Linked DNA regions of Homo sapiens: all the other regions are linked to region 1. A link is an interaction called in ENCODE POLR2A ChIA-PET data of the cell type or tissue named here. Cell type or tissue: OCI-LY7. All regions are shown on one strand. Links, peaks and the distances in the headings refer to the core of each region. The heading gives the core; the rest is flanking DNA. Region 1 overlaps RBFOX2 (RNA binding fox-1 homolog 2). Region 2 has its middle 29 kb from the start of APOL6. Region 3 overlaps RBFOX2 (RNA binding fox-1 homolog 2).

The links. Peaks named below come from ENCODE experiments on the same cell type or tissue, not always from the same donor. Only the 100,000 strongest peaks of a DNase experiment are listed, where the experiment ranks them.
Region 2: POLR2A ChIA-PET joins it to region 1 with 8 read pairs; 2 of 35 experiments call an interaction of 5 or more read pairs at or near these places.
Region 3: POLR2A ChIA-PET joins it to region 1 with 5 read pairs; 2 of 35 experiments call an interaction of 5 or more read pairs at or near these places.

The regions. Positions count from the first base shown.
Region 1 is chr22:35,744,204-35,755,164 of GRCh38, forward strand. It overlaps RBFOX2 (RNA binding fox-1 homolog 2), which reads right to left. Exons shown (of 14, transcript NM_001349999.2): 12 at 2,270-2,358; 13 at 1,720-1,792; 14 at 1-46. The coding sequence ends at 2. Among named protein-coding and RNA genes, the nearest start is that of APOL5, 32 kb to the left of the region's middle. In OCI-LY7, for the core only: no CTCF peak of the experiment used is centred there; DNase peaks (open chromatin) are centred at 4,695, 5,788, 6,301 and 7,175; H3K4me3 peaks cover 3,554 bases; H3K27ac peaks cover 4,000 bases.
Region 2 is chr22:35,672,361-35,683,321 of GRCh38, forward strand. No RefSeq gene overlaps it. Among named protein-coding and RNA genes, the nearest start is that of APOL6, 29 kb to the left of the region's middle. RefSeq lists an enhancer at 7,163-7,452. In OCI-LY7, for the core only: no CTCF peak of the experiment used is centred there; a DNase peak (open chromatin) is centred at 4,008.
Region 3 is chr22:36,011,894-36,022,854 of GRCh38, forward strand. The region is part of intron 1 of RBFOX2 (RNA binding fox-1 homolog 2); the gene reads right to left. Among named protein-coding and RNA genes, the nearest start is that of RBFOX2, 11 kb to the right of the region's middle. In OCI-LY7, for the core only: no CTCF peak of the experiment used is centred there; DNase peaks (open chromatin) are centred at 4,428, 5,038, 5,858 and 7,108; H3K4me3 peaks cover 3,262 bases; H3K27ac peaks cover 3,778 bases.

The DNA of each region.
Region 1 (10,961 bases), core at 3,372-7,371:
TTCAGTAGGGGGCAAATCGGCTGTAGCCACCTCGGTATAAACTCGCCTGCAGTAATTAAAGAGATAAAAATAATTAAAAGGTTGATGAGAGAAGCATTAACAGTGAAGAAAAATGTCCAGAGAGGGATCTAGAAACAGCCTGCTTCGAAGCCTCAAAGCAACTGATCAAGCATTGCCTTGTGCAGTGAAGTCAGGAAACCAACTTCTGCTTCTAAGGTGCTCAGACCAGAGCCCAACACATTTATTGCTGACCTGATATTCTCAAGGAGAGTATGACGACATTTTATTTCATTATTTACATGAATTAGCACAGAAGGGAAACAATACACAGTTGAAAACAAGTTCCGCAAAGAGTTTGATTTTTAAAAGCACAGGTTTTTGTTTACCTTGATACAGCCTTATAATCCTGGTGGAAAACAGATCACCAGTTTCTCCTTCTCACATATGACCCATCGGCAGTGCACGTTACTTCTGACACGATCCCTGCCATGTGTGGTCACAGCCCATGTTTGAGATGGTGCCACATCTAAACCTGAGCCAGTCTTTAATAAAGTCTGTTTCCTCTATCATCTACGAAGCACACCAACTAGGCTGTTTCTTGACATATTCACATTTACATATCTAGCTGGGGTTTTAACTAGGCTTTATTCCTTTATGTTTATCAAATGACTTTATCTAATGGCTTATCTCTTTCAATTAGAAGTTTCCCAGGAATGCATCTTTCTCAGGTCATTCTTTTAGCATAGGACTTATATCATTTTAGGACGAAATACAACCTCAGGCACTTCTACCACTGCCGTTATATTGTAATGCTCTACTTCATTTATAAACATATATTCCCTCAGGGCCCCCTATTACTTCCTTCCACAAATCTTCATCAGTAGAAATTTGGTGTGAGAAGTAGCTTTCTCATATTCCTTTAGGTCTTACATTTTACATTTCATTCTGTCTCCTTTTCAAACAACTCTACCCATGTCCAGAGGTAGTTGCCCAGTTGCATTTTGGATTAGAGAGAAAGCCCTGGCAGAGGTGTCACTGTGGAATGGCCTGTCTTTGTTGCAGCCTGTGAGTCCTAATCACTGAAACTGGAGGCATCCAAGCCAACACAATAATACTGCAGTGAGGTGGTTGGTCAGAAGAAATTATGCTAGTTCTATGGACTTCTTCGATACTTCTATCAACAACACCATATTTTGCCACAATTGTTATCAATAATCAATAATAAAATATCCTATAAAGCATTCACTTAGGAATTTCTAGTACTATCTACCAGAAGGCTTAGGAAGAGCAGAGACATCCTTTAGATTTGCATTTGAAACTTAAGTTTTTGAAAAGCTTACTGTGAATACTACAGCCTTATGCTCCATGCTCCTTTGCCAACACCTATCAATGAAACTATGCCACAGGTATGCACTCAACATTTGAACCAATAGAAAACATTCACCAGTTCCCCTATTTCTCTCGCAAATCATGCCACTACTCGGGGCATATTATCAATGATCATTCCTTTCTGCTGCCCTTAACTAGGCCATGTGGCTCACATTATAATAACACACAAATAAAGAGGGTGACATGAAACTTCCAGGTAGATCTATGTGGCTTTAATACCTTGATGGTGGATGAAAGGCTGAATTTACTACCTCCCTAGATCTTCTGTAGTCTACGGGTAAAAGAAGGAATGAAATGGTTTTATAAAGCAATGGTATATTATATACTTACCACAGCGCCAACTCCATAGCTAGCGGCAGGGGCAAGGGCATGGTAGGGGTCGGCTGTGTACACCCTGCCATAACTGGAAAGAAGAAACACAATCAGACAGATAAAGAAAAGTGTATGATCTAAAAAAATTAAAGGGATTACTGTGCTTTAAGACTTGTGAGTCACTTGGTCTTGGATTATCATAAGGAAACTGGAATTACAAGGAATAGGAAAAAACCTTTCTATTTCTACTCCCAAATGCAATAACTGAAAAAAATCTGAAGTACTTCCATAAAATGGAAAAGAAAGGAGTTGGAGATGAGGAAGAGAGGGACTGGAGTCAAAGTCAAAGAAGAGATGAGAACAAGAAAGAGGGAGTGGAGGACAGAGTCGGTGCCTTGTGCTTTAGGCATGACAGAGGCCATCAAGAGGTCTGCAGAAAGCCCAGGCTGGCAAGATGCCCGATGTGCTAAGAGCTGCTGTGGAAATGGTGAAGGGAGGAAAATGGGTGACATTTTGGGATGGAACAGCTCTCATGCATCCCAAAGCTCACCACTGTCTCTGTACATACCCGTCACTGTAAGCGGCTGCAGCGGCTGCAGCAGCGGTGGCTGCGGTTGCAGTAGCAGGCTGTGCATATCTGTAGGCTGCATATCCACCCTACAGGAGAGAAGAGAACTGACTTTACAGATACCTCTCCCCCCAGGTGTACAGAAAAACACACACCCGCCCACACACAGACGTACACACATGTAGACACAGGGACTGACACAAACATAGACACACACATGGGAAGAAAATGTTTCAAACTGCATCAGTCTGCATGTTATTATTCCTCCAATAAAAAATTAAGCCCTACGATATGCAAGGATTTGCTTTCCAATTTGTGATAGTATTAAAAGTAAAGTTTGGTAGTACCTGTTAAATACAAGGAATGAAGATATGATTTTGAATCTGTCTTACTTCACAGTCTTTGTTGGAACTTTCAAAAGCGAAAATATTTACAGCAAGTTGGGAGCACTCTGACAAGAAATATAAATTATAAAGTTAAAATATATGAAATCTGTATGTGTTGACTTCAGATTCTCTAACGTGTTCTTGGATTGATTCATTAATAAGAGACTACAGCATGTAACAGAAACCTCTGCTCCATCCGGCCTAGCATGTTTGCCAAGAAGCTAAGATAATCAGGTAATATTTAGAAGGAAAAACAATGTAGATCAGGGGTCAGCAAACTCTGGCCTGTGAGCCAATGCAGCTTGCCACCTGTTTTTGAAAGTACTTGTGACAGAGACCAATGTCCTACAAAGCCAAAAATATTTACCACTTGGCCCTTTACGGAAAGTTTGCCAACTCAGATCTACATTTCATACTTGAGCAAATCAATTACAAATTTCTGAGGATTCTTTGGCTGGATTCAAATAGATCAGGAACCCTGCTTCTAGCACTTAACTGCATTTTCCTTCCCTAAAAGGTTTTGAGATTCTTACATATTAATCTTACAGTAGACTCTGAGCTTTTCTTCCAATAGTCCAAATATCCTCTCAGTCCTAAAGAATTTCAAACCATCACATCCTTCTATTTCAACTCAGTTTAGATAACTCAAATATACAAAAGGTTTTCACTATCAGGGTGAATCATGCACTCTTTCAGAAAGCATTTCAAGAGACAATCACAACAACAAATGCTTGCCACATGAGACAGGATATTTTTAAAAGTGGCAAACTCTACTTTTTATTATTTATGAAATAGAATTCATCTATTTTACCTAAACGTAATTCAGATGCAAATTTTTATTATTGGCCTTTCACTATCAAAAACAACTATGTTCAACTGGCCCAACTGAACATCATTTCAGTAGTGAACAATAGCATAAACATTTTATTTCTGTGGATAAAATGTGCTCATTTCTCATGGATATCTGAAGGTTTCTGCCCTGTGCTTTCTACTTCCTATTTTTTCAAATGTTCGATTTTTCTAAATCTACAAAAGAAATTTCAAATTTACTTCTGTATCATTTCTTGGGATTGAGAACAACTATTTTCTAAGGGGACCCCTGTTCTTCTTAACCATCTTGCATGGCAAGTCCTAGCTTGCTTCTTTTATTTGTTACCCCTTATTTTAGAAATACCTATAATTTCTTATGAGCTTCTAAAGCCTTTTGCTTCTTCCTTATATAATTTATGCTTTCTCTAAATGAAGAAACTGCATTGTGAGGGAAATTTATTCCTGCTCTTCAAGTTTATGCTGCTTGAAGTCAGGGTAGTTTCAAATGTACTTAAAAAAATCCCTGACTGGCTTTCAGTGGTTATACATTATTCCTCCTTTGTTTTTCAAATGAGTGACTTAGAAAGTAAACATTTCCTTCTTAATTACGAATTCTTCCAGAGATATATGAAGACTCTAATTAATATTACCAAACACTGACAATGAAATGGTAATGAATGGGAACATGGCAGGAAGCACCCTTGGGGGCCGTTTCTGATCAACATGGTTCCTTGGAATTCTAGCCAGGATCTGGGCAAAGCTGTAAATCCTGGCCACAACATAATTAAACTAACTAAAGTATTTCTTTACCTTTTTTTTTTTTAAGCATTTGTTAAACAAAGCAAATGTTAATTACAGTTGGAATTTTAACACTAAAATGAACCCTAGTAATTTTTCATTATAACTAGAGATGGTTCCATTAGTTTAGAATTTGTTTGCTAGTGTAAAGTTACAGCAGGGCTATTTAGTAAAACTTCTTTGCAAACAAGGGTAATTCAGCATTTTACTCTTTAGTATTACTCCAACCATCAAAGTAACATTAAAAAAATTTTAAAGTTAAGGCAACAAAAGCAGTTAAAGCCCAATTCATGTTTACCTAGGTAAAAAAATTAAAAACTGAAGTCTTATGCCATACGGCAGAGGTATAAATTCTTGCAAAGGGATACTGAGGTTCAAAAGTACTCAACCAAGGGTAGGTTTCACACCTGACTCTCAGGAAGACTGAGTGAGGTACTGGAGGTACGATCTCTGAGTATTCTATCAAATCATGGCTTTAAGCTGTATTCTTAAAAAACAGGTTCTAAGTGAGGTTGCTGACAGAACCAATTTCCCCTCATTTTCCTAGGCCTACAGGAAGCCATAGGAACCTTGGTGGTTTAGGAGTAATGTTACTGCTAATCAAAACAATTCAAATGGATCAGACTATGGAAAAGAATCTTCCTTCCAATCCAGAAGGAGATGGAGAGAATCTATCTGTAGCGGTTTCCTTCTTTGATAAGTCAAGTCTGACTTTGAAGTTTAAACATGATGAAGTTCTCTGCTTTTCAAGTGGAAGAAAACAGAACAGGGTTGGCAAATACTTTACTGAAAACAAAAGGCTCAAGAATATCAGCACTAAGAAAAAACACATGAAGAGTTTTTTTTAAAGCAGATGACTTTAACATGATTATTCTCCTGATTACTTTATAATAATGGCATTACAGAGAAACCTTTAAAAGATGAACTATTTTAGGATAGATAGGCAATATCCTACTAAACTAACTTGGTAATTCACTAATGACTACTCCAAAAGTAGAAAAATTAATTGTGTATCATGGATGTATTCCTCTCTCTCTCTCTTACACACACACACGCACACACACACATACACTTACTCGAAAGTATTTTTGCTGCTTTATTCAACAAAACATATCACAAAATGTGAGAAAAAGAAAATTCAGATATATTTATTTCTATTCCAGATTTCAAAGTGCATAGAAATTTCAGGCTGAGAAACCGTTTTTTCAGCTTTCACTCTTACTAGCAAATCTAAAGGCTTTTATAAAACATGAGAACAAAGTGCAGTTTGAAACACCAAGGTTTTCATTACTGTTTCTTAAGTTTTTCAAAAAGAACAAGGGTGGGAAGGAGGTAGAAGAGACAGGGTTCAGGCGTGGGGAGGGATATGGCGCCACATTTATTAATCACATTAAAAACTAAGCATGCCAACATCTGGAGCTAAACAACCAGCAAAATCACCACGTTCAGACTCGTATTGGCTAACTCTATCTATCCCAGCATTCTCTTGGGACAGCGGTTTGCCCTAGGCTCTACCACAAGCTCGGTGAAGTACACAGCCTCAATTACTAGAGCGTGCAGCCACAACGACCTGGTATTACGGAAACAGTCAGTCACCACTTGAGTTAACATTCCATACCCTAACGACTGGCCCCTCCCCAGCCCAAAGAAATAGTCAATCTTGCCCACCCTAGCCCTGGCCCACACCACAATGTTAATAATTATAACAAGCAGTAACCCATCTGTTATATCAGAGAAGGGAACAGAGACTCCACTGAGAGATTTAGAGTGAGATGTTAACATTTCTTCAGCTGACTGCACAAACAAACAAACAAAAAAAGAGGAGAAATAATTCATTTGGAGATATGAAGTCATGAAATAGCTGATGTGTATTGCTTTTAACCATGCACTGATGCAAAACTGAAGCAACCATTAATAATAAAAATTAAAAAGGACATATGTATTTACACACAATCAGACCTGTTTGATCTGAAGCAGTTTGCAGATTCTATCTGTGTGTGATTTGAAATAAAACAAAAAATGGGGATTAGCATGGCCACAGCACACCCTAATGTAGGAGGGCACACACGGACGGCTTTTTGGAACTCTGATAGCTGGATAAATTTGGCTTGGCTAAGCTTGATTCAGATACACACATGCCCCTTTAAAAAGAATTATTCTTATTCCTTTGCAATTCATTCTGAATGATACCTGGTGTCCCCAGTGGGGCTGCCCAGTGCTTCATCGCTCCCCTATTCAACCTGCCTGACACTGGCAATATAATTCAGTCCTGACCCACAGCACTCACATGTATGCTCGCCCTCTGTCAACAACCGTATATTCTAATCCACAGCATTCTGCTAAAATATTTCCTGTGTTTAGGAATTTTACTTTTTCACATATCTGTAACCTATCTCTGACTTCAAGTTCCAGCTTCTTCAAAGGAAAATGCCTTTGAAAAGTTGGCTTTAAGATCCTTTCCAGTGTTTTCTGCAGTTGTTAAAGTCTCAGTTTTTCATGGCTCAATGTCATCTCCTAGGGCTTTTCTACTCTGCTCTGAGCCAATTTTATCATCAAATTAACTTTATGATGTTGCCACGTTGACCACATGATCTTTCGGCACAGTTCTGTAGCTGGGTTTTAAACTAGAGCAAAATACAATAGAATATAATCCCTCCTATATCTGACCTTTATCTGCATATTTATTAGTTTAATCTCACACTGGCAGACTTTTGCCTTGTCTTGATTTTAACCTAGCTTTTAATTTTATTATATTTTTGTTTTAGGTTTACATTAAAACAGGACTTTGGTGAGCATGTGATGTCAAGACACCTTCTTTCTACCCGGAAGACAATGACATTATGTGACACTGAGGAGGAGAGTGTGTATTTCAAGACCAGCAGACAAAATGAAAGCTTGTTACCTACATGTAGTGTATAGATCAATAGAGCAGAGGGTTGGGGGATGGCGGCAGGGGGTGGGTAAGGAATGGCAGGTGTGATGCTGAAAATCACTACAGCAGAGCAGAGATCTATTCCAACTAGCGTGGGTTTAATGCTGGGCCTCCAGGAATCACTTTATTTATCCTTGGATGAATCTAACTCCCTCTTTTTCCTCACCACCTCCCCACCCCTGCTAAGAACCATGGTTCTAGGAGATATTATAGAGTTCTTTTGTGGCAAAATGGCATCACTGATTAAATGTGAGTAACACACAAACTTACAATAATGGTGATACCGTCACTGCTTTTGATTGAGCTCTGTCTCCTTTGAAAAGTACTTATGAAAAAAATTTTAAAGTATTTAAATTTTATCTTATTATTGTTTAAAATTGGGGTTAAGGGAAAAAATTGCTATGATCAACCTGATGTCTTCCACCTATTATTTCTATGGTAGATGAGAGACGATTTTCAATAATCAAACCTTTCAAACATTATTATTCCACATCTCCCCAAATTAGTTCATTTCCAAAATCTTGCTGGGTAGCCACATAAATAAACTGGATTGTGAAAAGCCATCGACTATTTTCTTTCTCCTAGCATCCAGCTATCAGCAATCCTTCTAACAAGTATGCTATTATCCAAATGAACTCACTGATCTTCTTAGGTGAAAGGAGAAGAGGCCAAGGGAAATGCATGTCTCAATGTTTGAGTCCCATATGTCTAGATTTTTAAGGCAACTTCAAACTTATGTAGCAGCACAGTCCAATTACAACTGGTATCTCACTACAGGGCCCAATGTGGGATTCAGAAATCCTATTTGTACAGTTCTACTTCCTCTTTTTTCTCTTTTCTAAATTTATAGTAGTAAGAAAATGTCCCCAACTGCTAAGATCTAAATATAAAAAAACAGTTTAAATACCACAGGTACATGTGACTGACAGATTAAAAGAGGTGGCAGTGATGGGACAGTGCATATTACACACCTGGCTGGGATATGTGTCAAGAGGACAGGAGCACTTAATTTTAGAGGAAGTGCCATTATGTACGGAATGTGACTGTGGGCACTGCTGAGGTAGCAGGGCTTAGATCACACGCTCACAAGTCTTGATTGTCCAAAAAAGCCTCTGTTCCCATCTCTAACGTGGAGCTGGAATGGTTAGTATAATTCAATTTTTTCACTGCAATCCACAATCTGATTGATTGGCAGGTCACACTGGCACTCCTACCTGAGGTATTTTAGCGCTAATGATTGGTTCCTGTAAGACTATTCTATAACAGAACACAGGAAGAGCAGTTCAAAAAACACAGCTGTGGAAGGAAAACAATCATACAAAAAGCCCACTAAGGGGCCCACCAGCCTTTTCTTTCCTTTGGATGCAAGCATGCTTTTCACAGGAGGTGATTTAGGAGCAGTTTGTTAACCCATTTAAAAAGTGAATTAGGGCGAACTATGCCTTTTCTACTGGCCAAAAAAGAAGAGGGAGGGCTGGATACATAATCTAGCTGCCACACTCCCAAATCCTATCACGGTAGGTCTTTTTACAAACTAGGAACAGAATTGCTAGATCAGTTCTCCAGAGAGGAATGTGCCATAAAAGAAACAGAAAGTAAATGGCTAGCAGGAATCACTGTCTAAGAATGGGACTGTGAAAGGGATTACAAAAACCTTGCACAATTAATAGCCTAAATTCATTTAACTTAAGCATAACCAGCAATTTAAAATCTTTTCCCTTGTGTCTTCTCTTCAAGCTCCGATTCGGTGCACTTTTCATACTAAACTCTCTATTCCTTCTATTTCTAATATGCCTTTCGGAGGAAATAAGAACTAAATGTATGCTGACAGATTTCCACAGATGGGAAATGTATGGAGAGAAGCAGAACAAACTCAAGGCAAAAATGATAGTGTTTTGTTGTCTGTGTGTTTTTGAAGAAGTATCCTTTGCTCCCTCACATGTGGAATACAGAACACACAGTTTTAAAAGCAACAGTTGTATTAGGCCTAACTCAGTAGTTACCTCATAAAGTATTCTTGCTTTTCATGTAGGGGCATGGATATTATTTCAGCACTAGTGACCAACCTTTTTTTCTCTAAGTAACTCTGCTTTAAGATAAGAACTAAGAAATAATAACATTACTATTAATTACTTTCATTAACAAGGGGCCACTGGTCAAAAAAAATTATTTCAGCAAGATCACTGAATTACTTGTGTTTAGCTCAGCAAGGTAATCCAGTTAGTAGATTAAAAAAAAAAAACCAAGAGTATTTTATTAACAGGAACAGAAAAATCATCTGTCTCAATAAAATCTTACATTGTAAAGTAAGGAAGTAAGATAACTATTAAAAAATTGGGTTGGTTGACTTAACAAGTTTGAAGTAGACAAGTCTTTTTTTTTTTTTTTTTTTTTTTTTTTTTGAGACGAAGTCTAGCTCTGTCAGCCAGGCTGGAGTGCAGTGGTGCAATCTCGGCTCACTGCAACCTCTGCCTCCAGGGTTCAAGTGATTCTCCTGCCTTGGCCTCCCAAGTAGCTGAAACTACAAGCGTGTGCCACCACGCCTGGCTAATTTTTGTATTTTTAGTAGAGATGGGGTTTCGCCATCTTGGCCAGGCTGGTCTCGTACTCCTGACTTCAAGTGATCCCCCTGCCTCGGCCTCCCAAAGTGCTGCGATTACACACGTGAGCGATGATGCCTGGCCAAAGTAGGCAAGTCTTTTTTTTTTTTTGAGACGGAGTCTCACTCTGTCACCCAGGCTGGACTGTAGTGGCACGATCTCAGCTCACTGTAAGCTCTGCCTCCCAGGTTCATGCCATTCTCCTACATCAGCCTCCCGAGTAGCTGGGACTACAGGCGCCCGCCACCACGCCTGGCTAATTTTTTGTATTTTTAGTAGAGACAGGGTTTCACCATGTTAGCCAGGATGGTCTCCATCTCCTGACCTCATGATCTGCCCGCCTCGGCCTCCCAAAGTGCTGGGATTACAGGCCTGAGCCACTGTGCCCGGCCCAAAGTAGGCAAGTCTTAATAAGACATAAATAGGTTGTATTTAAGAAAAATAAATCCTCAAATAAGAAACACATTAGAGAAAAAAACTTGATTTAAGAAATAACTCAAATGGAAAATCTTGTTCTAATAGATCAGATTTCAAGAAAACAAGTTAAATAACAAAGATGAGTTTCATGAGAATATGGACACTAATGTATATGGGAGAATGTACATGCTAACATCATATGTAAGTCTGTGTATTTAGAAATATGTAATCTGGTGTAAAAGTAGGAGATTCCCCAGTTCTCAAGCTTCACTGTGAACATAGGAAAAAAGATATCTTTCATTACTTGTTGAAAATATTTTGAGGAAAGAGGTGGATTTTAATTAAAGTACAAAGAGAGGTAATGAAATATGGATTGGTTGGGTTTTATGCCTGACTATTAATAATTTATGTAGTTCTGGGTAAGTCTCTGAGAAATATATCTGTAAGTTAGGAGGTTGGACCAAATCATAGCTGAGGTTCCTTCAAGTAGTTATTAAATTAAGGCATACCTTACAGGCCTATGCTAAGTAGTACAGGTGAGTCACCTGTATTTCGAAGAACTGTATCATCCCATCTCTACTTCCTGCAAAACGCAAAACCTCTGAGTGCATTCTGAAAGTGCATTAACTTTTTTAGGTTGCTTGTGAATCTCTGGTAGACTGTGGAAACAGTTCACTAAAAAGGACCTCTTATTGATTTTGGAAAGTAAGGGTGGAGAAAGTATTTCTAGACAATTTTAACCTATCCCC
Region 2 (10,961 bases), core at 2,408-6,407, 73 kb before region 1:
ATCTGTTTTCTTTTGTAGCAGGGCACAATTGGAAAAACTGGTTATTTTACCAAGACTTTGACGGGAATAGTGTGCTTTCCTTTAAGGAATCAAACTTGACTTGTAGAGCCAATAAAATCCCTTGGGAAAACTGGCCTGATACCTTGCTTCCACAGTCCCTGTATAGGGTTTCTGACCTGTGGTAAGTAAAGAATGTCATTTTCTATCAGGCCCAGGGGTCCCAAGTTATCTTGGAACCTCAAGAGGAGAGGAATTTACTCAATTCATAGATATTTGAGGGTACAAACCCATGGCAAGGCTCGGCTCTAATAAAAGCCTTATCTAAAATTCCTTCTATGGAACAGAGTTCCATCAAAGCCAATTTACAAAGAGCTTATGTAAAAAATAATTATTCTTGCAGCACTTTAGACAAATAATTAGGCCAAGTATAAAAAGGCAAATTGATCTTGCCATAATTTGTCTTTAGTCAAAATGGGAAACTGGAGAGAGAAATACTATGTTTCAAAAACTATGGTACACTTGTTATTAAATTCTAGTCTCATCAGTTGTTTTTAAGTTTGTTTCTGCAATTTAGGCTAACCCTGCTTATTCCTGTAAACCAACCAGTGATCTCTGACTGCTGCTTAAAAGAAACAAGACAGATGGGTAATGTAAAATGTGAATCAATATTCTAATTCTGCCTATCAACCCTGTATCAGCTTGGCTCCAACAGTTGCCCAGTTCATGGAAAGCCTTCTAATTTAGTTTACTTGGAATAATTTTACTTATTTTGCTTTACAGTTGTGGAATATATTGCTATTGAAATCTTGTTGTGTAGGAATAAGGATATGCTTTCTCAATGTTTTCTTAAACACTTATTAATCTTCCAGATATCACCTCTTGTCGAAACTCAGAGTTAGGAATGGCCATTACTATGCTGATGCTTTCTGACTGAGCTCCTCTCTACCCTAATACAAAGGACTCTCACAGTTAGGTTAGGAATATCATCACCCCTATTCAGTATGAAGAAGTTACAGAAGGTGGATCTTAGTCCCTCCGCAACCCTTATGATTAAGGGTTCTCTTATAAAAGGGAGGAGGGAAATGTAAGAGGTGTTTAAACCAGAGCAACTCCATCTTGAACAGAGGCCGGGTAAAATAAGGCTGAGACCTCCTGGGTTGCATTCCCAGACAGTTAGGCATTCTAAGCCACAGGATGAGACAGGAGGTCAGTACAAGATACAGGTCATAAATACCTTGATGATAAAAGAGGTTGCAATAAAGAAGCTGGCTAAAACCCACCAAAACCGAGATGGCGATGAGAATGACCTCTGGTCGTCCTCACTGCTCCACTCTCATTAGAGCCATGACAGTTTACAGATGCCATGGCAATGTCAGGAAGTTACCCTCTATGGTCTAAAAAGGGGAGGCATGAATAATACACCCCTTGTTTAGCATATAATCAAGAAATAACCATAAAAATGGGCAACAAGCAGCCCTCAGGGTTGCTCTGTCTATGGGGTAGCCATTCTTTTTTTTTTTTTTCTGAGATGGAGTCTTGCTCTGTTGCCCAGGATGGAGTGCAGTGGCACCATCTTGGCTCACTGCAATCTCTGCCTCCCAGGTTCAAGTGATTCTCCTGCCTCAGCCTCCCTAGTAGCTGGGGTTATAGGCATGTGTCACCACACCCAGCTAATTTTTGTATTTTTAGTAGAGATGGGGTTTCACCATGTTGGCCAGGCTGCTCTCAAACTCCTGACCTATGATCCACCTGCCTCGGCCTCCCAAAGTGCTGGGATTACAGGCATGAGACACTGCGCCTGGCCCATTCTTTTATTCCTTTACTTTCTTAATAAACTTGCTTTCACTTTACTCTGCATACTTGCCCTGAGTCCTTTCTTGTGCAAGATCCAAGAACCCTCTCTTGAGGTCTGGATGGGGACCTGTTTCCAGTAACACGTTCACTCACCTGCATGCACAGTCAGTCCTCAGTAGGCCTGTATTGTTTTATGCCAGCTTCTATAGTAAGAGCCAATGATAAGACAGGAGGATTCCTGGGAGAAATGTATTTTGTGTTCTCTCTTCCATATCAACTCACCCTCTTGTTGCCTCTCTGTGTTCTCTTCCTCTCCAACCCTGGCAGTCATCCTGGGTGGGATCCTGGGTCTCCACAAAAAAGGATGTCACTGGAACCTGCTCAACCACATTCCAGTGGGAAGGAGAGAGCCCTTCTGCATGCCCCCAAGACTCAAATCCTTGAAGCTCCTTCAGGACTTCAGAACATGTAGGAGTTCTCCTGGCTGCCCAGCTCACCTATCTTAAAAATATATATTTTTTAATTTTATCTGATTTAGCTGCTATTTTGAAAGTAGTGCATAGACATTAAATACATTTTTTTTGAATTCAGGAAACTAAAACATAGGAAGAAATAATGCACTAATTAAAAGTGACAACTGTTGGTATTTTGGCATAGAAATTCCTTCCTGTGCTTTTCTTGCTTTGGGGGCTGAAATGCTGGCTTTAAGTCATTAGACTACCTGCTGGGGACCCTTTCTCAAGGCTGCATTACAAAATATGCATTATAACATATGTTTCTGCAACCCACTGAGTTTTCTTTCTAATTTCCAATTTTCTCATTTGCCTACAGATCTGTAACTTTTTGTCTTGCTGTTCTTACTGTAGTTGAAGAAATAGGCAAAAAGTCTATCTAGGTTGGTGTCTTGAGTGGCTTTTCATTGTTCTCCTCTCCTGCAATATGAGTTAATCTTCTCTAGTTGAGGTAGATTCCAGGGAGGGTGGTCCAAGACAATTGCATTCCTTCTGGACAGAATTTCCCTTAATTAAACAAGAAAACTTCAAAGAAAGCCCTTCTCTCTGCTTTGGAAGGGAAGGGGGCAGTGGCAGAAAGTCAGAGAGAGACCTTTGTAAACCAAAATAAAATTCAAAGCCCCCCCACCCCAACAACCATCTGAATGGACTTCTTCTTCCAGGTCGGAGCCCTCTAAATTTAACCTGAAAGACTGGTTCAGGTCATGACGGGAAGTGGGAGTTCGGAGATGCCTCAGTATGCCCTCCTCTCTTTTGGAATTCAGGAAAAGCCAACCAGCATTTCACATCAACACAGAACTTAAGCCTGCTATCTGGAGACTTCGTCTGCAAGATAAAGCTCTGGTCTCCAAAAACTTTTTTTTTTTTTTTCCAGAGACAGAGTCTCACACTATGCCTAGGCTGGAGTGCAATGGGGTGATCTCAGCTCACTGCAACCTCTGCCTCCCGGGTTCAAGCAATTCTCCCGCCTCAGCCTCCTGAGTAGCTGGGACCACAGGTACCCACTACCACACCCTGTTAATTTTTTTTGCATTTTTAGTAGAGATGGGGTTTCACTATGTTGGTCAGGCTGGTCTCAAACTCCTGACATTGTGATCCGCCCGCCTCAGCCTCCCAAAGTGCTGGGATTACAGGCCTGAGCCACTGGGCCTGGCCCTATTGTTAATAATTCTTTCAACCAATTGCCAATCAGAAAAATTTTTAAATCTACCTATAACCCTATAAACTGGAAACACCCACCTCCCCAACAAGTTGTCCCAATGTTGGAAGTAAACGCTCAGTGCCGCCAAGTGAAAATAGCACTCAGGCAAAAGTTTTCTCAGCAAGGCAATTTACTTCTATAGAAAGGTGCGTCTCGCAGATGGAGCAAAGGCAAGAGCACACTGGACAAGGGAGGGGAAGGGGGTCTTATTCCTAATGCAGCTAGTCCCTACTGCTGTGCCTTTCCCCTATTGGCTAGGGTTGGACCATACAGTCTAAGCTAATTCCAATTGGCTATTTTAAAGAGAGTGGGGGTAAGAGCCAGAGTGGTGGGGTGAGTGTTTTCAGCGGGAAGGATGGTTACAGAGCAGGTGACTAAGGATGACTAGGGACAGAGCAGGTGATAGAGGATAGGAGGGGATTGTTTACTGAAACTAGGGGCAAGGAGACATAAAGAATGAGGAAGTTAAACTTTAAAATAGAGAACAAAGAACAGGGGAGCTGAACATACTGATACATTGGTTTTTTGGAGAGGATCTCAGAACTCATTGTACTTAACAATTTTCTCCCTCTTGAATTTTAAAGGAAGTTAACAGGCTAAAACCTTTGAGGAGGAATTTATTATATCCTGCACCAGCTTTCCAGACTGGACCAATATATATCTTAAATATATTTGACTGATGTCTCATGTCTCCCTAAAATATATAAAACCAAGCTTCACCCTGACCACCTTGGGCATAAGTTCTCAGGATCTCCTGATGGCTATGTCATGGACCATGGTCACTCATATTTGGCCCAGAATAAATTTCTTCAAATATTTTACAGAGTTTGACTATTTTTGAGGCCTCTGCAGTATTTTCTACAGTTCAATGCTTTAGTTTACCACAGGTGTTTTTTTCCTTTTTTTTTTTTTTGAGACAGAGCCTTGCTCTGTCACCCAGGCTGGAGCGCAGTGCCAAAATCTTGGCTCACTGCAACATCCACCTCCCAGATTCAAGTGATCTCCTGTCTCAGCCTCCCGAGTAGCTGCGATTACAGACACCCCCCACCATGCCTGGCTAATTTTTGTATTTTTAGTAGAGATGGGGTTTCACCATGTTGGCCAGGCTGGTCTTGAACTCCTGACCACAAGTGATCCACCTGCCTTGGCCTCCCAAAGTGATGGGATTACAGGTGTGAGCCACTGCACCTGGCTGAGCCCTCCTGTTTTGTTCTTTTTCAATATTGTAATGGCTATTCAGAGTCCCTTAAGAGTCCATATAAATTCTAGGATGAATTTTTCTACTTCTGCGAAAAATGTTGTTGGGATTTTGTTAGAGCTTACAATGAATCTGTTGATCTCTTTGGGTAGTATTAACATCTAAACAATATTGTCTTCCAATCCATGAACACAGTATGTCTTTCCATTTATTGATGTCTTCTTTAGTTTCTTTCAGCAACATTTTGTAGTTTTCAGGATACAAGTCTTTCACCTCCTCGGTTAAGAGGCACTAACAATTTAAAGCTGGTTCTTGTCCACAGTAGTTCCCTACAGCAAATGTGAAACACAACTCATGTTGCAGTTTAAAGGTACCGAGTACAGCCCTGGCTGAGAAACTCTGTAAAAGGAGAAAAAAAAACTTCCCCAGCCCCAGCAACCAATACCTAAAAGATTTGTAAGCAGAAATTTTCATTCCTGTAATTTATTCATTCTCTCAGCTGCACCTGTTTGTTAAGGCCACAGGGGCTGTCATCAACTAAGAGCTATTCCGGTAAAGCAAACAAACAAACAAACAAAAAAACCCTGGCTCTATTTTCAGCAGCTACCCAGCTCTGTGGGTGCCAAGTCCATGACCCCGCATGACTTTTGTAACCCAAAGCCAAAGGCCGGAATTTAGGCTCAGGCAACACAATCTCTGGGTGTTATTTTGCCCCTTAAATTGCACTCTTTGTACAACGTTTCTGGCCCCATGCAATAACCCAGAAATAGACACAAGAATTAGGCAGATGGAGATAGAAATAGCGCCTTAATTACTGATGAAGCTGTTAGAGAATGAGGTTCCTTCTCTCCGAGCCATGTGGGCTTATGAATATTTCACCCCACCACTGGACAGATTATCCATCCCTGGAGCAGGAACCCTGGACAACTGTGTGCCTCTCCAACAGGGCTTGTCTCTCTGACACCTGCAGCTTGAAGGAGCAGAACTAAATACGTGCTCTCCTGTATGTAGGTAGATCCTAAGGAAAGTTGAGAAGAAAGGGCTAAGCTAGGCATGACTCCACTCCTTCAAAGATTAACAGATACATTTCACCCCCTCCCTGCAGGAGGCTGGGAGCTTTGCTCCCATAAAAGTTCCAGCACATAGAAACAAGAAAAAGCAAAATAAGTGTTTCCTCCTATATAAAGCAATTTAAAAGCTTAATTTACACCCATACATTTGCTCCTTACAAGCAAAGAATAAATTTCTTTCAAATGCTTCGGGATCATTTGTAAAAATATATCAAGCACTAATCTACAAAGAAAATCCCAATAAGATTTTTTTAAAGTAATTATAGAAGCTGCCTTCTATGACCATACTGCAATAGAGCTGTAACTTAACAATATAAGGATGATCAATTTTTTGCTCATTTTCTATTTTAAATTAGGTTTTAAAATATGAAGTGTGCAGTTTAATTAATGTTTACTTACTTATCCACCACATAACTACCACTTGATGAAGATACGGAATGTTTCCAGCACTCCAGACAGCTCCCTTTTATTCCCATCCGGTCCATATTCACTGTATATGCTTTCTATGGATGCTGCAATAAATTACCACAAATGTAGTGGCTTAAAACAATACACACTTATTGTCTCACAGTTCTGTAGGTGAGAAGTCTAGGTAAAGCTCAACTGGGTTCCCAATCTTATCTTGGCCTTTTTTTTTTTTTTTTTTTTGAGATGGGGGTCTCGCCACATTACCCAGGCTGGTCTCGAACTCCTGGGCTCAAGCAATCCCTCTGTCTTGGCCTCCCAAAGTGGTGGGATCACAGGAATGAGCCACCATGCCCAACCTTGTCTTAGCATCCAACTACCAAAGTCAAGGTGTTGGATGGCCTGGGCTATTGTCTGGATACTCCAGGGGAGAAACTGCTTCTAGGTGTCTTCATGTCATTGGTAGAACTGACTACTTCTCATGATTTCCAGAACAATGACTCAAGTCCTTGTCACACTTTGAGACTTCTGACTTCCTCTTCTGCCGCATCTCTCTACCTCCAGCCAGGGAATGTTCTCTGCTTCTAAGGGCCCGTATGATTAGATTAGTCCCATCCAGATAATCTCTGTCTTTTAATGTCAACTCATTAGTAACTTTAATTACATCTGCAATGTCCCTCTTGCCAGGTAACATAGCATATTTATAGTTTCTAGGGATTAAGATGGGACATTCTGGGAAACTGTTATTCTGCCTGCGATATCCACTCTTCTGATTTGTCACCATTGATTAGTTTTCCTTGTCCTTGACATTCATATACATAAAATCATACAGTACTCTTTTGTACTCAGAGATATATCTGTGAAATTCATCTGTGTGGTTATGTGTAGCTTTAGTTAATTATTTTTTACTGCAGTGAAATTCCGTTATATACCAAAATGCATTCTTCATTCTAATGATGAACATGCTTGAGGCTATTATAAATAAAGCTGTTATGTATATCCCTGTTAATGTGTGTGATATGGTTTGGCTCTGTGTCCCCACCCAAATCTCACCTTGAACTGTAATAATCCCCAATGTCGTGGGAGGGACCTGGTGGGAGGTAATTGACTCATAGGGGCAGTTTCCCCCATACCGTTCTTGTAGTAGTGAGTAAGTCTCACAAGATCTGATGGCTTTATAAATGGGAATTCCCCTGCACATGCTCTCTTGCCTGCTGCCATGTAAGAAGCCCCTTTGCTCTTTCTTCATCTTCCACCGTGATTGTGAGGCCTCCCCAGCCATGTGGAACTGCGAGTCCATTAAACCTCTTTCCTTTATAAATTACCTAGTCTCAGGTATGTCTTTATTAGCAGCATTAAAACAGATGAATACAGTATGTTTTGGTAGTTTTATACACTCACTTCTCTTGCACATATAGCAAGTAGTAGAATTACAGTTTGTAGAGTGTACATATTTTAGCTTTAATAAACACATCTGAAGTGATTGTATCTATTTTCATTCCCACCAGTAATGGTTAGAGTTCCAGTTGTTCCACATCCTCACCATCATTTGTATCGTCCCTAAAAAATTTTAGCCAGTTTGCTGAGCATGTAGTGATATCTTTGTGATTGTGATTTTAATGTATATTTCTTTGATGACATATGTTTGTTTGTTTGTTTTTGAGACGGAGTTTAGCTCTTGTCATCAAGGTTGGAGTGCAGTGGCACAATATCAGCTCGCTGCAACTTCCGCCTCCTGGGTTCAAGGATTCTCCTGCCTCAGCCTCCCTAGTAGCTGGGACTACAGGTGCATGCCACCACGCCTGGCTAGTTTTTTGTATTTTTAGTAGAGATGGGTTTTCACTGTGTTAGCCAGGATGGTTTCGATATCCTGACCTCGTGATCCGTCTACCTCAGCCTCCCAAAGTGCTGGGATTACAGGCGTGAGCCACAGTGCCCGGCCTCTTTGATGACATATGATACTGGTATCCATGTGCTTATTGGCCCCTTTAATCTCTTTTTTTGTGAGATGCCTGTCCAAGCCTTTTGCCCATTTTTATTCTGTTATTTTTCTTATTGATTGAAGAATTTATTTTTTTTTTACATTGAAGTCTTTTGTCAGATATATTTATCATAAATATCTTCTCTCAGGCTGTGGCTTGAGGCACTAACAATTTCAAGGTGGTCCCTAAACTGATAGTGTCTTACTGATATATACCCTCTTACTGGTATATGTATTTTTAAATTTTTGGTACAATATATATAATATGAAATTTACCATTTTAACCATTACAAAGTGTACAGTTCAGTGGCATTAAGTACATTCACATCGTTGTGCAACCATCCCTACCATCTATCTCCAGAACTTTTTTCATCTTGCAAAACTGAAACTCTCTACCTATTAAACAATAACGCCTCATTCCCCCTTCCCCTATACACTGGCAATCACCATTCTACTTTCTGTTCCTATGAATTTGATTACTCTAAATACCACATATGAGCAAAATTATGCAGTATTTTTTTTGTGACTGATTTCTCTCTCTCTCTTTTTTTTTTTTGAGACAGAGTCTCACCCTGTCGCCCAGGATGGAGTGCAGTGGCATGATCTTGGCTCACTGCAACCTCCGCCTCCTGGGTTCAAGCAATACTCCTCAGCCTCCTGAGTAGCTGGGATTACAGGTCCATGCCACCACACCCAGCTGATTTTTGTATTTTTAGTAGAGATGGGGTTTTGCCATGTTGGCCAGGCTGGTCTCAAACTCCTGACCTCAAGTGATCCACCCGCCTCAGCCTCCCAAAGTATGGGGATTACAGGCGTGACCCACTGCACCTGGCCTGGCTTATTTCACTTAGCATAACGTCTTCAAGGGTAATCCATGTTGTACCATGTGTCAAAATGTCCTTTCTTCTCAAGGCTAACTAATATTGGATATATATATTAGGTTGTTGCCAAGGTCATTATGGTTTTTGCAATTAAAAGTTAAAAATTAAACGAAAACTGCAATTACTTTTGCACCAATCTTTGTTGTACCACAGTTTGTTTATCTATTCATCCATTTGATGCAGGGTTTTTGCTCCTTAGTTCAGCTAAATCCAGGTTTTTGTCTCACGACCAAGAAAAATTAGGCATGCAGACACATTGAAGGGTGAGGTGGGCAGAATTTACTCAGTGAAAGGAAAGCTCTCAGCAAAGAGAGGGGCTCTGCAAGCAGATTTCCATTTCACAAATTGAATACCGGAGCCACTAGACACAAGCTGAAGAGGTCAGGATCCTCCCCTGCATAAAGTGTGAATTTCTGGTAGCTCCACCCCATTCCCCCAGGGCATGTGGGCCTCCAGTCTGCTGTGGGTATGCCCAGGCAAGCTCCCTGTGCAAGTTCCCTTATCTGCATAAAGTGTCTGGTGATTACATCTGGTGATTTCATCTGGTGTAACCTGGGGTGGGTCGGAGTTTCTCCAGGGACCCTTTCCTATCTGCCTCAGCATTTGGCCATCTCCTGCCTCTATCACATTTACACTTGGGTTGCTTCCTCCTTTTAGCTATTGTAAATAGTGTTGCTATAAACACGGGTGTACTCTTACTGGTATATTTTAATGTACAAAATTTCTTAGTGAAGTCCAAGTTATAAATGTTTTCTTCTATCTATCAGTTCTTTTAATGTTGTGTAGAATATTTGCATATCCCTAGATCGTGAACATATCCTCCTCTGATTTTTTCTGTAAGTTTTATTGTTTTATTTTAAGCTTTAAATCTGTCATAATCAGCAATTGATTTTTATGTGTGATGTGAGGAGGGAATCAAGATTCACTTTCTTTGGCTGGGCACAGTGGCTCATGCCTGTAATCCCAACAGTTTGGGAGGCTGAGGTGGGTGGATAACATGAGGCCAGGAGTTCAAGACCAGCCTGGCCAACATGGTGAAATTCCATCTCTATTAAAAATACAAAAATTAGCCAGTCATGGTGGTGCGTGTCTGTAATCCGAGCTACTCAGGTGGCTGAGGCATGAGAATCACTTGAACCTGGGAGGTGGAGGTTACAGTGAGCCAATATTATGCCACTGCACTCCAGCCTGGGAGACAGAGTGAGAACTTATCTCAAAAAAAAATTTCACTTTTTTCCCATATGAATATCTAATTGATCATCACCATTTGTGGCAAAGACCTTCCTTCTCCTACTGCATTGCAGGGTGCCTTTGTTGTAAATGAGGTGGTGGTACAAACACAAGGTTAAACAAATAGACCAACAGAACTTATACAGTTTGTTTCTGGATTCTCTGTTTTGTTCCATTGGTCTATTTGTCTGGCCTTGTGCAATACCATACTCTTAATTACTGTGGATTTACAATGAATCTTTTAGATCTTGTGATGTAAATTTTCCAACTTGTTCTTTATCAAGATTGCTTTTGTTACTCTAGGTCGTTTTTATTTCCATATAAATTTTAGAATCAAATCAACTTGTCAATTTCAATAAAAATATCTGCTAGTGTTTTATTGAATCTATAGATCAATTTGAAAATAATTGAATTCTTGACAAAACTGAATTTTTCAATTCATAGTATCTCTCCAATTATTTAGGTCTTTCACTTATTTTAACAATGCTTTGTAGTTTCAGTGTCATGAAAATTATTTCCTGGATATATTCTTAGGTATTTGATGTGTTCTAATATCATAAATTATTTATTTCATTTTATTATTGTTTGTCTCTTAGTATGAAGAAATACAATGCATTTCTGTATACTGACCTTGTATCCAGGGAGCCCACTAAATTTATTATAATCTAATGGCTTATCCGTAGATTATT
Region 3 (10,961 bases), core at 4,311-8,310, 270 kb after region 1:
CTCTCTGAGCCTGAGATACACTGTCTATAAAAATGAGTATACTGACTATTTTCCATGACTAAAGCAGAGGGCTGGTACAGATAATTTCTAGATGCCTTCAGCTCTGATGATTTTATACTACCCACCATTATCAATCCACTGATTGATCTGTTGTTGATCTAAATTAGAGATGGAATAACTTTGAGATGAAAAAAAGCCAAAAAACAACGACAAACTATCATGCATACCACAACTGTCATCCCAGTTCTACATGAATCAGCTGTCAGGTAACAGGTAAAATGTTTTCAATATTAAATATACGGCATGCCAAACCAATGAAATTCCTTTTGCTCCATTCCTCATCAGTCATACCCTTTCAGTCTTAAGGGCCATGAAAAGGCACTGGATAAAGAGCCACAAGATCTGGGTAAAAGCATCAGCTTTGCCACTTCCTAGTCATGAGGCTTAGAGAGGTATATTTTCAGCTGAAACATGGGAAGAATCATCACCTATCTTTCAGGGTTGTTGAAGAGAATAAATAAGGGCCTGCACGAAAGCATTTTATAAACTGTAAAACATAACACGGAAGCTGGGTGCAGCTGCTTGGAAGGCTGAGGTGGCAGAATCGCTTGAGGAGTTCAAGGCTGCAGTGAGCTATGATCCCACCACTGCACTCCAGCCTGAGTGATGCACTCCAGCCTGAGTGACTAAGAATATCTCTTAAAAATAATAATAACATAAATGTAATTGTTGAGTATTACGAGCAATTTTAGTCACCATGCTTCAAATCTGGAGGGTGACTATAGAAAAAGCAACACAAATTATTAAGATTTAAAAAAATAGATTGTATAAGGGCTAATATATCTTTTTCAACAAACATTTATCAGTTCTTTTTTTTGTTTGTTTTTTTGAGACAGAGTCTCACTCTGTCACCCGGGCTGGAGTGCAGTGGCATGATCTCGGCTCACTGCAACCTCCGCCTCCCAAATTCAAGCGATTCTCCTACCTCAACCACCCAAGTAGCTGGGATTACAGGTGTCTGCCACTACGCCCAGCAAATTTTTTTTATTTTTAGTAGAGATGGGGTTTCAACCTGTTGGCCAGGCTGATCTCAAACTCCTGACCTCGTGATTCGCCCGCCTCGGCTTCCCAAAATGCTGGGATTACAGGTGTGAGCCACTGAGCCCGGACTACTCAGTTCTTATTATATTATATCCTGGGCACAAGGCTACAAAAGTTAACAGATTTTTCCTTAGCTGGGCATGGTGGCACATGCCTATGGTCTCACCTACTTGGGAGGCTGAAGCAGAGGACTGCTTGAGCCCAGGAGTTCAAGGTTGCAGTGAGCTATGATTTCGCCACTGCACTCCAGCCTGGGTGACAGAGTGAGACCCTCTAAAAGAAAAAGATTGTTCCTGCCTTTAAGAAAGAATTCAAAAAGCACTTGGGGACAAGAATAAGAAAATAGGACTGAGTAATAATAATAAAAATGGCTATTACATAATAGAATACCTACTACGTGTCAGGCCCTGAACTAAGCACATTACATACAGTATCGCTTTTTAATTCTTACACTAATCCTATAACACATTTTACAAAGAAAGCTGAGGCTTAGATAAGTTAAGTCACTTAACCAAGATCCCACAGCTGTGAAGTGGAAATGCTGGTACACCACCTAAGGTTTGTCTGTCTGCAAGGCCATTCTATTTTTTTATAATCTCAGAGTGGTAAAACCTTCACTAAGCATCACACAAACACACACACACACACACACACAGAGAGAGAGAGAGAGAGAGAGACCACTAATGAAAACTTTAATAGACCTTTTTACATTTGAAAAAGTAGCCTCTGATATAGGAAATGGAGAAAAGCAAGGAGCAAAAAATACAGAGAGTATGCTAATATTTGTGTCAAAAAGAAAGGAGGGGGGATAACAGACAAATTAGTAACAGTGGTTACTTGTTTGGTAAAGGGGATAGGGACACATAGGAAGCAGAAATGAAAAGGAGACATTTCATTACATATGTATTTATGAATTTAGAGTTAGGAATTAACTTACCGGTAGGGAATCTGGGCGTAAATCCTGGTTTGGAAAACGCTACACAATAGTTCAGCATCACAACGTCTGCTTATGAAAAGTGTAGTGTGATAGGTTTTTTTTTTAATGTGTTTAATTCTAATGTCCAAAGTTATTTAACTTTTTTTGGTGGGGGGCTGGGGCATGGGCAGGATGATACCTATTATCATTTCTTTTTTTTTTTTTTATTGAGACAGAGTCTCACTCTGTCGCCCAGGCTGGAGTGCAGTGGCGCAATCGCGGCTCACTGCAAGCTCCGCCTCCTGGGTTCACGCCATTCTCCTGCCTCAGCCTCTCCGAGTAGCTGGGACTACAGGCACCCGCCACCACGCCCAGCTAATTTTTTGTATTTTTAGTAGAGACGGGGTTTCACCGTGGTCTCGATCTCCTGACCTCGTGATCCGCCCGCCTCAGCCTCCCAAAGTGCTGGGATTACAAGCGTGAGCCACCGCGCCCGGCCACCTGTTATCATTTCTTAAAGAGCAATCAATACAATACAGCTTGGGATACTAGAATTAAATAATTTCCTAACTTAAAACAGAATGCTGAATGAGTCAAAATTTTTAGGTTTCTTTAAGCTCGGGGATACCAAAGTATTTACTACTTGCTTCTAACACTGCAAAAAATAACCCATAGTAAAGCTAAAATCCAAAAGGGGTAAATGATACCTACACCAAACTCAAGAAAGTCAAATAAGGGATTCTTAAAATAAGCTTCTCATTATTGAAAAAAAGCAAAGCCTACAGAGTAACACTTATTTCACACCACTCCTAGAGAAAGAAACGCAGAGTAAGCATAAAAGAAAATTGCGCATGCACACACAGATACAGGTTATCTATTAATCATAGCATTTTTATACAGCTGACAAAAATCACTAGAAGTCCCTGATAAGCGCCTCTCTGAAGGGCTACTACATGCACTTAACACACTTTAATGCTTACGTATGAAGGTAGGAAATGCCAAAGTTAACCAACTGATCTCCAACACTGTAAAACACAGCCAGCTCAGAGCTAAAATGCTGCTGCAAAAAGATCTATTCAGTATCATGACAAGCAGCTAAAGACTTTTAACAAAGCAGAGGGACAGAAGATGTCTATAATGAGTAATGAACAGCACCTGGGAATGGAGAGGCGCTAGCTAACAGAAAAATTAGTTTCTAAACCCAAATACAGACCTTTTGAGTATGACCAGCATTACCTCAAAGTCTTGGATGATATCAAAATTTGCCAATTTATTATCAGCTTAATAAGAGTCATGTATGAAACTATGACTTCTAGTTCAAATATAACACAAAACATAGTAAAATCTTATGTAAGTATGTAACTAATGCAGACATATATGAAACGGACTGCTTAAGCAATAGCTGAATAGCAGTACTCTGCATTCTTTTAAACAAGGTGTGCATAGCATAAGACCAGGGTCAGACTTTCAGGACAAGTACTACCAACTCCCTGTAAGCTTTGCCAAAGGGGAAACTTCCTGAAGTTCCAACAAAGTCTTCAAACCCACTGTGCCAGCCACTAACAGTAACCATGTTCCTGGAAGCTTGTATATGAGAAGCAAACCAATGAGTTAAGCTTTGTGGATGTTGGGAGCCACCACAAAACATCTTTCAATTTTGCCAGTTTTCACTTTGAAATCACACAATCCTATCTTATCCCCTAGAAACTAAGAAACAGCAGGTGAAAGCTGTCAAAGCCACATATTCAGACTAATTAGGGGACAAGCCAGTCTGATTAGGGGATAGCGACCTCATTTGCAGATGCTTTTGCAGATGAAGGAGAAGCTGAATATGGAGAAATTTAATCGGGGCAGGGGGCTAAAAAAAGATCTACAATTCCTGCCTTTTACCCGAAATTATTACTTACCCTCCCAAGAATTTTTGTGGACCACTGAACTGAAGAAGGAAAAGAAAGAAAAAGGGAGAAAACAAACTTTAGGCTGTAAGTGTGACTGTATAAAAATCCCTGAGAGGATGAATTATGAAACTAAACTCCATGCAACAGGGCTAACTATGTAGCTGCTTTTCCACTTGCCTAATGGCCCAAGACAAATAGAGCAGGGCCATCCAGGAGTCCCAACAACTTCCAGGAAAATGGAACCAACGTCCTCCTGTCTCAGAACAAGCCACATACCCCCTGAAAGTAACCCCTAAGTGAAATCCATATAGATCTGCTTTGAAAATCACTCTGGCTGGCAACAATTAAGGCCCACTCCTTCAAACAATTCCAATTTGTATGGGAAAAAGCTTCTTAAAAGAAAAAAAAAAGCAATTGAAAGAAATTTCTATGAGCCTCTGCCCAAAAGTATTCCAACTCAAGCAACTGCTGCAGGCCACATTCAGACACCCCCAGTCTCCCCAGGCCCTGTCTGTAGTTCCTCTAGTTTTACTCACATAGCTTCTGCCTCCACCCCAATCCCCAGAGCTAGGAGAGTCCCACGGCCACACCACCCATCCCTCATGATAAATCATGCTTTGCTTGTGGTATTTCCAGTTAGAATCTGACAAAAATCAATGCAGCCAGAAAAAAAAAATACATCAACAATATGCCTCCTCAAAAACCACATGCCTGGAATAAAATATCCAATACCCAGTGCAAAATCTCTCTTCTTCAACAACGGAGAAACCAAGGAACCAGCCTATACATGGGAAAAATCCCACACACCAAGGTGTTACCTGGGGACCTAAGTCCCTAAGAAAACCCACGTCTTATGGCTGAACACACCCATGTGGAAGTCTAAACCTCAAAGGCTGTTTTCCACCCTTGGGAAAACAGGTTTTTAAGCAGTTATTCCATCACCATCATTTGACAATTCAAGAATGTCATCTACTTCATAAGTGGTATTTATCATGTGTCCTGTGCCTTGAATTTTTGGCAGAAATTTCTAGATGCCACGTAAGTGCAGGACATGTCAGAAGGAAGTGATATATTACAGGCTGCTCTCTCTCATTCCCTTCTCAGAATTCTCTTTATTCATTTAGAATAGAAAAGGCCAGAGGCACTATGAAGTACAATCATTTGCAGCTAAAGAGGTCCCTACTAAACTGGCTGGAACAGGCAAGGATTATACAGGACCCCAAACCAGAAGCTGAAAGTGAAGTCGGAGGGGAGAACAACAGCCAGAGAGAATTCTTATAAAATACTTCTATGAATCTATCGCCAAGGCTGAGATTTAAAGGAACACTATCAGACTTCCTTATTTTCAAACATATCCAATATGAGTGATGTGAAAAATACCATGTATTGTGAAGTGTCTCCGCTTGGTATTTTCCCCAGATCCATAAAAACATGTTACAGTGCCGGGCACGTGGCTCATGCCTGTAATCCCAGCACTTTGCAAGCCGAGGCGGGTGGATCATGATGTCAGGAGTTCGAGACCAGCCTGGCCAACATGGTGAAACCCTGTCTCTACTAAAAATACAAAAATTAGCTAGGCTTGGTGGTGGGTGCCTGTAAATCCCAGCTACTCGGGAGGCTGAGGTAGGAGAATTGTTTGAACCCGGGAGGCGGAGGTTGCAGTGAGCCGAGATCATGCCATGGCACTCCAGCCTGGGCAAGAAGAGCAAAAACTCGGTCTCAAAAAAAATAAAAAATAAAAAATAAAGCTATAGTATCCGATGAAATTCACTGGTTGAGAAGAGAAAGGTTAAGGTCCCTAGCTGATCAAATAGTTCTCACCCCAAATGGTGGTAATACATGCGAACTGCTACACTCCAGAATCCTGCAGCAGCACTGTAAAAAGGTAAATCAACAGCCTGCTCCAGCGAACTGGAACAGGTTGGCTCTAATTGCCTCTCTCACTTGTGTGGTTCCTCTTTTCTCCTTAACCACACTATCACAAAGGAGCTTTTTACATATACACACGTGCACTCAATTAATATCTGAACACAGGAAACTAAATATCAGGTTGCTATGCCTACCCAACACATTCTGCAGTTAAATTCTACCCCAGCTTCTGTTTTCAGAGACCCCTCTCTCACCTTTAACCCTGATATCAATGAAAAGATCAGGTTAACATTCACATATCACACAACATGCAGTCTTCACAGGGGATAGAAAGCAGACCAAGGGCCAGACCCCCCAGGGAAAATCTGGATAAACAATTAAAGCCATCTGCAGGCCCCAACTGAGAAGCAGGAAGACAAAGTTCAATTTAACAAAAATGGACAGTTTCTTGACTACTTGGGCCCAGGCATGGTGCTTAATCCTACAGATTCCTAAGGATCTCACAGTCTGGGTAAGCGTGGTGGGGCAGACATTCAATCAAGTATTAATCTAAAAAGTCCTTTAACAGAGCTATAGACATGATGTCTTGGAAGACAGCAGGAGTGTGGGAGACATGGGAATAGTCACAAAAGGCATCCAGGAGGAATCAATATCCAAACTCATTATTAAAGATTGAGCCTTACAAATGTGGGGGTAGAAGAGATGAAGCAGGAACTTTGGGTAGAAGGGAAAGGAACAAAAGCACAGAGGTATTCATTAGCTGGGTGGCACCACATGCTAAGAAAACTATAAGCCACTGGACATGGACTTGGAGGTGGAATGTGGAAAGAGACGGAGCTTGAAAGTTACGCAGAAGTCAGGCCAAACAAGAGAACAGACAATCCTGAGAAAAAACACAAGCTCTCAAAAGATTTTAAGCGTGGAGTAACAAATTGACTCTTTTGTTTTATTTTTGAGACAGAGTCTCACTCTGTCATCCAGGCTGAAGTGCAGTGGCTCGATCTCTCCTCATTGCAACCTCCACCTCCTGGGTTCAAACAATTCTCCTGCCTCAGCCTCCCAAGTAGCTGGGATTACAGGCATGCGCCACCACGCCCAGCTAATTTTTGTATTTTTAGTAGAAACAGGGTTTCATCATGTTGGCCAGGCTGGTCTCGAACTTCTGACCTCAAGTCATCTGCCCGCCTCAGCCTCCCAAAGTGCTGGGATTACAGGCATGAGCCACCGCACCTGGCCAGATTGGCTCTTTTAGATAGATCACTGTGTTAGCAGTCTGGAGAGCGGGTTTGAAGAGACTGAAAAGGGACCACAAGAGACAACACAAAGGCATCCCAGCTCAATTTCCATAGACAAAATGAGAACAAAAAGTGCCACTTTTGAACCAACATACGTAACAAAACTTATAAAATTTGAAACACGACATTTTTACTGTTCCTGCCTTCCATGTACCACTAAAACAGCCAGTGAATCTGTCACCCACCCTCCCAACAGAGATCCCACGGGTTCTAAGAAATCCACATCCCCCCTGCAGACACTGTGATACTGCAGCAGTCCTTTCACTCCTTAGCAAAGAATTGTCTCCCCTTCCTCTGACAAGAGAGACCACAATGACCCAGTTCATTCCACTCCTCCACCCTGGATAATGAGCAAATGAGGTTTCCCCTTTAACACACTGCTCATCTCTAGTAGTTCCCAACTCTGGCACTTAATCAATCAGAAGCACATTAACCACTCCATGCAGATTAAACAGTAAGCAGGAAGTTAGTGAGTGCTGTATAGCAGGATATAAGGAAAGCAAGAAATAAACATGTAGTGCTGGGTTCCTTGATAGGCACCTTAAAGAATCTCAGTTCTCATTACAGTGGTTTATAAGAGTATACATTAATTCTCCCAGTTCACAGATGTGTGAGCAGGAGCTCAGAGATGTTGAATAGCTCATTCATTTGGTAAATGGAGAAGCCAGGATTCAAATCCCAAAATGAGAAGCTCTAAATGGTGTTTATTTACTACACCATATTTCAAGTATATATGGATAACAAATATGATTACATATTAAGGTTAGTAATAAAAATATCTCCCCTTTAAAAACAGAGAAGGGACTCATGGATAGGAAGAATCAATATCATGAAAATGGCCATACTGCCCAAGGTAAACTATAGATTCAATGCCATCCCCATCAAGCTACCAATGACTTTCTTCACAGAATTGGAAAAAACTACTTTGAAGTTCATATAGAACCAAAAAAGAGCCCACATTGCCAAGACAATCCTAAGCCAAAAGAACAAAGCTGGGGGCATCACGCTACCTGACTTCAAATTATACTACAAGGCTATAGTAACCAAAACAGCATGGTACTGGTACCAAGACAGAGATATAGACCAATGGAACAGAACAGAGCCCTCAGAAATAATACCACACATCTACAACCACCTGATCTTTGACAAACCTGACAAAAAACAAGAAATGGGGAAAGGATTCCCTATCTAATAAACGGTGCTGGGAAAACTGGCTAGCCATATGCAGAAAGCTGAAACTGGATCCCTTCCTTACACCTTATACAAAAATTAATTCAAGACGGATTAAAGATTTAAATGTTAGACCTAAAAGCATAAAAACCCTAGAAGAAAACCTAGGCAATACCATTCAGGACATAGGCATGGGCAAGGACTTCATGACTAAAACACCAAAAGCAATGGCAACAAAAGCCAAAATTGACAAATGGGATCTAATTAAACTAAAGAGCTTCTGCACAGCAAAAGAAACCACCATCAGAGTGAACAGGCAACCTACAGAATGGGAGAAAATTTTTACAATCTACCTATCTGACAAAGGGCTAATATCCAGAATCTACAATGAACTCAAACAAATTTACAAGAAAAAATCAAACAATCCCACCAAAAAGTGGGCAAAGGATATGAACAGACACTTCTCAAAAGAAATTTACGCAGCCAACAGACACATGAAAAAATGCTCATCATCACTGGTCATCAGAGAAATGCAAATCAAAACCACAATGAGATACCATCTCACAACAGTTAGAATGGCGATCATTAAAAAGTCAGGAAACAACAGGTGCTGGAGAGGATGTGGAGAAATAGGAACACTTTTACACTGTTGGTGGGACTGTAAACTAGTTCAACCATTGTGGAAGACAGTGTGGCGATTCCTCAAGGATCTAGAATTAGAAATACCATTTGACGCAGCCATCCCATTACTGGGTATATATCCAAAGGATTATAAATCATGCTGCTATAAAGACACATGCACACGTATGTTTACTGCAGCACTATTCACAATAGCAAAGACTTGGAACCAACCCAAATGCCCATCAATGATAAATTGGATTAAGAAAATGTGGCACATATACACCATGGAATACCATGCAGCCCTAAAAAAGGATGAGTTCACGTCCTTTGTAGGAACATGGATGAAGCTGGAAACCATCATTCTGAGCAAACTATCACAAGGACAGAAAACCAAACACTGCATGTTCTCACTCATAGGTGAGAATTAAACAATGAGAACACTTGGACACAGGGTGGGGAACATCACACAATGGGGCCTGTCCTGGGGTGGGGGGAGGGGGGAGGGATAACATTAGGAAATACACCTGATGTAAATGACGAGTTAATGGGTGCAGCCACACCAACATGGCACATGTATACATACATAACAAACCCGCACGTTGTGCACACGTACCCTAGAACTTGAAGTATAATAAAAATAAAAAATAAAAATAAAATAAAAACAGAGAAGGGACATATATCCTACGGTCTCAGATTAAGGGATCACTCACAAAAGTGACAAACGATCACAACTGGAATCTCCAAATGCTACTAAAAAAAAAAAGGTCACTTCTGAGCATTAGTGACCAAAAAATGTTCAGACTCAAATAATCAAAGCAATCTGGCTATCCTCCAGAGAAATATCTCAAATCCTCCACACACTTTCCCCTCAGAGTCCCTAAGACAATGTTTGAAAAAACTCATGGCTGACTGCTCATTCTCTTGAGTAAATGACTTCCCAAACTACTTTGCCCACCCAAATTACAGAAATGCGTCCAGGATTCACATGGCAGTTCTGATCCGATTTGTCCCAATCCTGGCTCAAGCAGCTTTGCTACTTTCCTAACTAGATCAGCATCAGCCAATGGGTTTATTCAAGCTGATCTGTGATGGATTAGATAATGAAACCTTAGCCATGTAAGCTGCCTGCTTGTATTGGGGTTGTAGAGGAGAATAAGAAGAAACTCAATACTCCTAGGGGCCACCTAAAACACCAAATGTACTCACCATCCCTCACTCCATCTGTCTGCTCATGCTCCAATTACTGCCATTTCCTTCCAATCATGTCTGTGGTTCTTCCCTCCTGCCTTTGAAGGAAGTGCACATTTGCCCCAGAATAAAGATGTTTACTATGCTTTACAAATGTATATCAACAAAAATTCAAAGAAATCTGCTTACTAAAATGACTGTCTTTTTCTACAAATTATTAAAGCCTGACATCAAACTGAAGGCCTGAGAGATGTTAAACTAGAGATTCACTAGCAACATTCTTGTTTATACAAAGTAGCATAACTCAATTTCTTTCTCAGCAGTCCTGTAAACTTGAGGCCTGTCTGCACCAGTCTGCTTTACAGCAAAATGAAAGTTAAATTTCTAGTTAGCTTCTGTTGTGTTCACATGTCAGCGTGATAGTGAAAAAAAAATGACAGAGTAGCTAGAAAATGGGAGGGAGTTGGGAGACAAACTCAACTCAAGCTAATCTCTTGAGTCACCCTGAAGAATAATTCTACTTTGAAATCAGATCTGACTTTCTCCTTCTCAAATACATTTCCAGTTTTACATCTGCAGACTTCCTTGTAAGACATGGGGAAAAAAGCAACAAGTTTTACATGACTGTTCCTCAGTTTCTCCATCTACAATATTTACCACTCTGGTAGTGTTACAGGCTTAATGTCTGTGTCCCTCTAAATTTCGTATGTTGAAGCCCTAACCCCAGTGTAATGGTATTTGGAGGTAGGACCTCTAGAATTAGCTTCAGATTGGGTCATGAGGGTGGGAACTACATGATAAATGAGTGCCCTTATAAGAAGAGGAAGAGACCACTGACTCTCTCTCCCCCAGGGCACAGACAAAGGAAAGGCCATGTGAACACACAGCAAGAAGACAGCTATC